2 separate regions of the Mus musculus genome follow, and region 1 is linked to region 2. A link is a contact called in ENCODE Hi-C or POLR2A ChIA-PET data. All regions are on one chromosome and are shown on one strand. The core of a region is the stretch at or near the end of the contact, and the rest is flanking DNA. Distances in the headings are between cores, read along the strand shown. Region 1 holds the start of Zmat5 (zinc finger, matrin type 5). Region 2 holds the start of Ascc2 (activating signal cointegrator 1 complex subunit 2).

The links. Hi-C counts contacts between places; a loop is a spot of excess contacts on that map. ChIA-PET counts read pairs that join two places held with the same protein, here RNA polymerase II (POLR2A).
Region 1: POLR2A ChIA-PET joins it to region 2 with 10 read pairs in embryonic stem cell. The contact joins the promoter of Zmat5 here to the promoter of Ascc2 in region 2. A Hi-C loop is called at or near these places in 1 of 37 maps with a recorded cell type or tissue (adrenal gland). POLR2A ChIA-PET finds 5 or more read pairs at or near these places in 4 of 5 experiments (Patski and embryonic stem cell).

What each region holds. Positions count from the first base shown.
Region 1 is chr11:4,703,015-4,706,215 of GRCm38, forward strand. It overlaps Zmat5 (zinc finger, matrin type 5), which reads left to right and starts at 1,642. Exons shown (of 6, transcript NM_026015.3): 1 at 1,642-1,707. It overlaps Uqcr10 (ubiquinol-cytochrome c reductase, complex III subunit X), which reads right to left and starts at 1,330. Exons shown (of 2, transcript NM_197979.3): 1 at 1,143-1,330. The coding sequence starts at 1,292.
Region 2 is chr11:4,636,053-4,639,208 of GRCm38, forward strand. It overlaps Ascc2 (activating signal cointegrator 1 complex subunit 2), which reads left to right and starts at 1,698. Exons shown (of 20, transcript NM_029291.2): 1 at 1,698-1,770.

The DNA of each region.
Region 1 (3,201 bases), core at 392-2,891, 67 kb after region 2:
AACACTTTCATATGGACAGGAAGCTACCCCACCAGAGGAAATACAGCAACTAGTAGACAGAGCCTGTCTGGGCAGCAGGTCAGAGAGCCCTGAGGGGGCTGGAGAGACGACTCAGTGGCTAAGGGTACTCTGGTTGCTCTTCCAGAGGACCTGCGTCCAGTTCCTAGCACAGATGATGTACATGCAGACACAACATAAGCAAATAAAATTAAAACAACAAAATTTAAAAACAAACCAAAAGAGGTAAGAAAGGAAGGAAGGCAAGAAGGAAGGCCACTCAGTGAAGGAGCTGGTCGGTGGTGGCTCAGGCCTACAATCCCAACACTCAGGTGGCAGAGGCAGGAGGGTGAGTCTAAGGCCAAGCCTTGTCTACCATCTAGCTCCGGGACAGCAATAGCTACACAGAGAAACCCTGTCTCGAGAAAAAGAAACCAGTCGATGAACATGCTGGCCATCAGTAACATACCTTCCCCAATACTCTCACAACCTTTGACATAAAACATGCACAGAGTGTGGGACAGTTAAGTCAAAGAGGGCTCGCCATTTCCTACTTTATATTCATCCCCACATTTTCCCAGGATGCTATCTTTCAGTGGTATCATTAAGTATGAACGGTAGCACCTCATCTGTATCCCAGGATCTTTGATCCACTATGACCTTTATTCAATACCACGGTTAAGTGCTTTAAGTCCAGTATTGCCAGTTAGGGCTTGAGGTTTCATAGTCTTCACGTTTAATCCAAAGAGCCTACGTGGGCGGCCTTCGGAACTGAAACATCAATTTTAAAAGGTCAGCCACATGGTCTAAGGAGACCTACTTTTAACGACTGCCTTGCTGAAATCTGCCCTTGAAACTAGCAAGGACGGCAGGGGTCGGAGTTCCAACTCACCACCGACTTAATGGAGTGGTTCAGACCCGTAAGTCCTCTGATGTCTCAGGAGTCAGGAGTTAGCTTTCGCAAATGAATATGTGGAACTGTGTGACAGGACATACCAATTAGGCCTCGCACCATGTCAAGAGAAATAGATGTATTAACGGGCACAGTTCACCCCAGACCTGGTAAGACTTGATTGAGTTCCGTCCTACCTCCCTCCCAGTCACCCTTCAGGCGGGCCCAAGGTCAGGATGGCCCAGGCCCTCACCCCCTCGTTGATGTGCTCGTAGATCGCGTCTGCGCCCTGATCGAAGGCTCGCTCGAAGAACAGGGCGCCCACTGCGATGGTGAGGGCAAAGGTGGAAGTTCTGCGGAACAGCAAGGAGTACAGGCGCGAAGGGATCGTCGGCGACGACATGTTGCCTCACTGCCGAACTCGCGCCACTGCGCTTGCGTAGAACCCAATGTCTTGCTCCAAAAGTTTCAACGCGCCCTGCTTTATGGGAATTGTAGTTTCTCTGTATCTCAGAGTCGACATTTTGAACCATTAAAGAAACTGATAATGTGCACAGGGTAACAGTTTATTACAATGTTCATATTCCACACAACCAAAATTTGATAAGACTTATTTCTCAGTTTTTCTCCTCAACCATTTCCTGCGTTTGGCTATTTTGAACTACAAGTCCCGAAAGCCCCTTAGCTTACCCATCTTCCCCAGTGCTGTCTCGCCTTCGTATTCCGCCTTCTCGGTACCTTAGGAAGGACTACAAATCCCAGCGAGCAGAGCGCAACGCGAGGACTCAAGAGGAGGAGCCCGGAACCAGGTATCTTTGGTGAGACATCCGCGTCCAAGTTTTAGGCTCTTTTCCCAATCAGAAGAGTAGGCATTTCATTCTAAGTCCGCGCTATCCGCTTTTTCTGGCATGGGGAGTGAATACAGAGGCAGGGAACCTGAGTTTCTGTGGCTGCATCTCGACTCTCTGCCTAACGTCCTTTGAACCTACTCCAGATGTAGGTTTGGGGGTGGCAAAAGTCGGGTCCTGCAGTTCTAACTCTTAAGCCACGTCTCAGGGGGGAAAGTGGCTTTGCACTTGCTTCCTGTTCTCCAGAGCGTAGGCTTTAAAGCCAAGAACCCCGGCTTCGGAGATGGGTGACCTGGTTGTAAAAGGCACCGTACTTTTCTGAGTATCCCCTCGGGGTCTTGAGATGATCCCCAGTAAAAGAAAGGTTCCCAGCTCTCCTGGAGCGCTCTGGCCGTGGTGCGTGGGCGATGGGGAAGCCCAGCACTTCTGGAAACTAATACTTTGTAAAAGAGAAAACCCAAATGCTTGGACGGATTGCTTGCTCTTTAAACCTGAGTAGCCGCTTAATGGAGGACTGAATATATTGTAGCAGGGTAAACAGGATAATGTTTCTAGAGGCAACTGCACTGCTGGGGTGCTTGAGAAAGTGTAGAGTGGCCTCTAATGAGTAGGTGGCCTGAAGTCATCTCTAGTCTGGCCTTGAATCCCGTCCTGGGTAAGGAGTCATTCTTTTCCTAATTGCACTAGGGAGTCACTGAATGGGTTTAAGCTGGAATGCTTTGAGGTCTATTTACATTTTAATGTTATCGTTCTGACTTCTTGCTAGAGCAAAAACTGAAGAGAAGAAATTGCAGAGGTAGGTAATTTAGAGTAGAGAGGTTTAGAATAATGGTCAGATTTGAGATGCATTTTGGTAGGTAGGATAGACAGAGCAAGCTAGCAGAAGTGTGCAAGAAAGGTAGAATTAAGAGGTGGGCTCGGTTGTGGGTGCCTTTAGTCTCAGCACTCCAGATGCAGGTGGGTCTCAGAGTTCAAGACCAGCCTGGTTTACAAATTCCAGGACAACCAGGGCTACACAAAGAAACCCTGTCCTGAAAAACCAAACCAAACCAAGAAACAAAAATAGGAATTAACATCTAGAGATAAATTAAGATTTGACTACAGAGACTAAATGGTTTGTGTTTGTTTGTATGGAGAAAAGGTTTTACACTTGCTCTGGCTTGCCTGGAACCAGCTACATAAATCAGCCTGACTTTTAACTCCTGGTGATCCTCCTGTCTCTGCTATCTCTGGAAGGCTAAAATTATAGACAAGCACTATCATGCCTGACCTGTAAATTGTGTGTTTATAGATTTGGTTTTGGTTATTTTAAATTATGCATATGTATGGGAGGTTAGGGGGTGACATGTGCTCCTGAATGTCGGTACCCACAGAAATCCAGAGGAGGGTATAGCATCCCCTGGAGCTGGAGCTGGAGGTTATGAGCTATCAAATGTGGGTGCTAAAAACCAAACTCAGGTCCTC
Region 2 (3,156 bases), core at 448-2,947:
AGAAAGAAAGAAAGAAAAGAAAGGAAGGAAGAAAGAAAGAGCAAACTAGATAGTGATGGTACACAGCTTTAATCCCAGCTCTTGGGAGACAGAGGCAGGCAAATCTGAGTTCAAGGCCAACCTGGCCTACAGTTTATTATTAGTTAATAAACTTAGTTACAGTTTACTATTAGTTCCAGGAGGGCCAGAGTTACACAGAGAAACACTGTCAGAGAGACAGACAGACAGACAGGCAGGCAGAGAGATAGACAGACAGACAGAGAGAAACAGAGAGAAAGAGACAGAGACAGAGACAGACAGACAGACAGACAGACAGGACATGGTTTGTGAATTTGGAAGCAAATTCTTTTTGGACCTTCAGCTGGGACTCCAACCCTGGCTGATACCTTGATTGAAGTCTTGTGGGACACTCAGATGTAAACAGGACTTGCTAAGTCATGCCTAGATCCGTTGTTTATTTATTGTTTTTCAAAACAGAGTTTCTGTGTAACAGCCCTGGCTGTTCTGGAACTAACTTTGTAGACCAGGCTAGCCTTGAACTCACAGAGATAAGCCTGCCTCTGCCTCCCTAGTGCTGGGATTAAAGTCCTGTGCCACCACCACCCAGTCAGGTTTAGATTCTTAATCAAAGAAAATGTGGGCTGTTTTGTAATAAGCTGCAAAGTCTGTGAGAACTTTTTTCGTGGTGAAATATAACCAATTAGCACACTCCTCCCATTTCTGGTTTAGAGCCCATCTACCCACTAATTCAGCCGCTTAACATCTCTCCCATTACTTCACAACTATTTGCTTGTTTTCCTGACAATGTGAGCCCTTCCACAGTATAGCCCTGGCTGTCCTGGAACCCTCAGTCATTCCTCAGCCTCCCAAGGGCTAGAATTACAGGCTGCACCAGCAGCAGCAGCTGGCTATTACCCACTAGTTTTCTGTGATGATCCTTATCCAGCCTTGGGAGCCACTAGCTCTTCACCATCTGAGACATTTCTTTGGAAAAAATGTATCCTGTTCTTAAAATAGCTATACTCAGCCTTTCTGATTTAAACAACATGTGGTAGACACTTTTAACTCCAGCATCTGCGAGGCTGAAGCAGGAGGATAGTCATCAGTTCCAAGCTATACTGAGTTACACAGTGAGTTTTGGGTCAGCTTGCCTACAGTGTACCCGGCTAAATACATGGACAAATCTTAAGTGTACAATTTGCTAAGTCTGCCTAAGTAAACCCATCTGTCCGTCTGTGTATGTGGCCACCGCCAAGATGAAGACCTCCATTTTCATTTGTGGGATCTTCCTGTTTACTAACCTAAGAAGTAACCACCATCAAAAGCCATAACTACACATTTTTAACTGTTTTAGAGCGTTCGGTAAGTGAACTATACGAGCTCATCTGCCTTCCTCTGCTCTCTCAACGTCACATTTGTGATTTTGACTCGTTCAAACTTCTCTGGATTAAATTTGAAAACTGGTAACTGAGTAGGGTGGAAGCCTGGATTTCTGAGAGCTTCCCAAACTGGATTGCCTTAACCCAGGAGGGTGGCCACCAAGAGGGAGTGGTCAGGGTCAAATTCCTGCGCCTCCAGGGGGCGGGGTCGTCTCTGTGGGGCGTGGCCGTGGCATTCCCCACCTCCACAGTTGGCGCCGGGGGCGGGGCCAGGCAGAGCAGGTTGGCTTCCTTTCTGCGCCTACGGAATCGCAGTTTGACCCCGGAAGTGCTGGATCTGTGGAAGCTGTGGTGTTTTGCAGCTGAACATCTCGGGTGTGGAGCCGGGGAGGTAAGTACGTGCCGGGGCCCCACCGGTGGTGCTCGGGAGGAGCCAGGACCGTGCTTCGGGCGCCCTCGGCACCCTCCAGCCCACGGGCTTCGCGGCGGAGCCAGGCTTACACTGCCCCAGCCGCTGTGATTCCCCCCACTTGGAGAACCAGAGCCTGGAGTTCCGGTTCATTTTAAGGCTTGGTCCTAGAGAGACCTGGGACGATCCCCGGTCCCCACCACCTTCTCCCAAGCTTCAGTTTCCTCCATGTTCATTCATTTGTTCAGCATGTATTTGTTGATCGACAGCCACGTGCCTAGTACAGACCTAGGCGCAGAGGGTACAAAGAGCAGGACAGACGAGGCTCTGCTCTCGTGAAGCTTACAGTCTAGAGGAAGGAGACAGTTACACATTAAAGATATGACAGTGAGTAACAAGGAGAGAGACTACAGGGAGAAGACCAGAGAAGGTTTTCTGATAGAGAAACTAAAGCAACAGTAGCTCCGAGATGCTCTCTGGCATATTACAACTGTTGATTATATCACGACCCTCCACCCGTCCACCCGGAAACAGTTAACTATTGATTGGCCTCTGCTGCTTTGCCCAGCATAGACTGTAGAGTGGTGCACACCGGTCCTGGTCCTTTTAAAACTCAAAGTCTAGTGCCTGCGTACATAGTTGGGACTGAAGCATCTAGAGTCAGATGTGATGACACATACTTGTAATCTCAGCACTCAGGAGGTTGAGTCAGAAAGATTGGTTCAAAAACAGCTTAGGCTACATGAGACCCTGTCTACGATGTAACAAAATTAATTAATTAATTGATTCATATATATATATATGTATATATATATGAATGAATGCGAGGAAAGAGTGGTGTGTGATGTTGCATATAGTAGTGTATACCAGCACTCAGGACACTGAGGCAGGAGATTGCTACAGTTAAGAGCCAGTTTATATGGCAAGACCTTGTTTCCTAGTATTTGAAAACAAAATTATGTTAATGCCAAGAAAAGCACTTAGAAGAGCACTCAGTATCTAACAAACATGCTGCTCTTGTCTTATCAATATGTCTTATATTGCCAGGGCTGGGCCAGACATATTGACTTGTCAATATGTTTTATATCACCTGGTAAGAAATAGCTGGTCATATCCTCAGCTTGTCTGTGAGGACATAGTGACTTCCTCCTCCTAGCCTTGATGTATTCATGTGTGTCATATGCTCTTTTGCTGGCATGCCTTTTGAAAGGGTTCGTTGATCTCCATTGCATGGCTGGCCCAATACACATGTCCTTCCTGTGGATAAGGCCAAGGTGTTATTTTAAAAAAAGAGAACACTGGGTGGGAACACTGACGAGCTGCTCTGCTCATTTGGTTTTGTATCCCGGGTTCACATACATGTGGGTA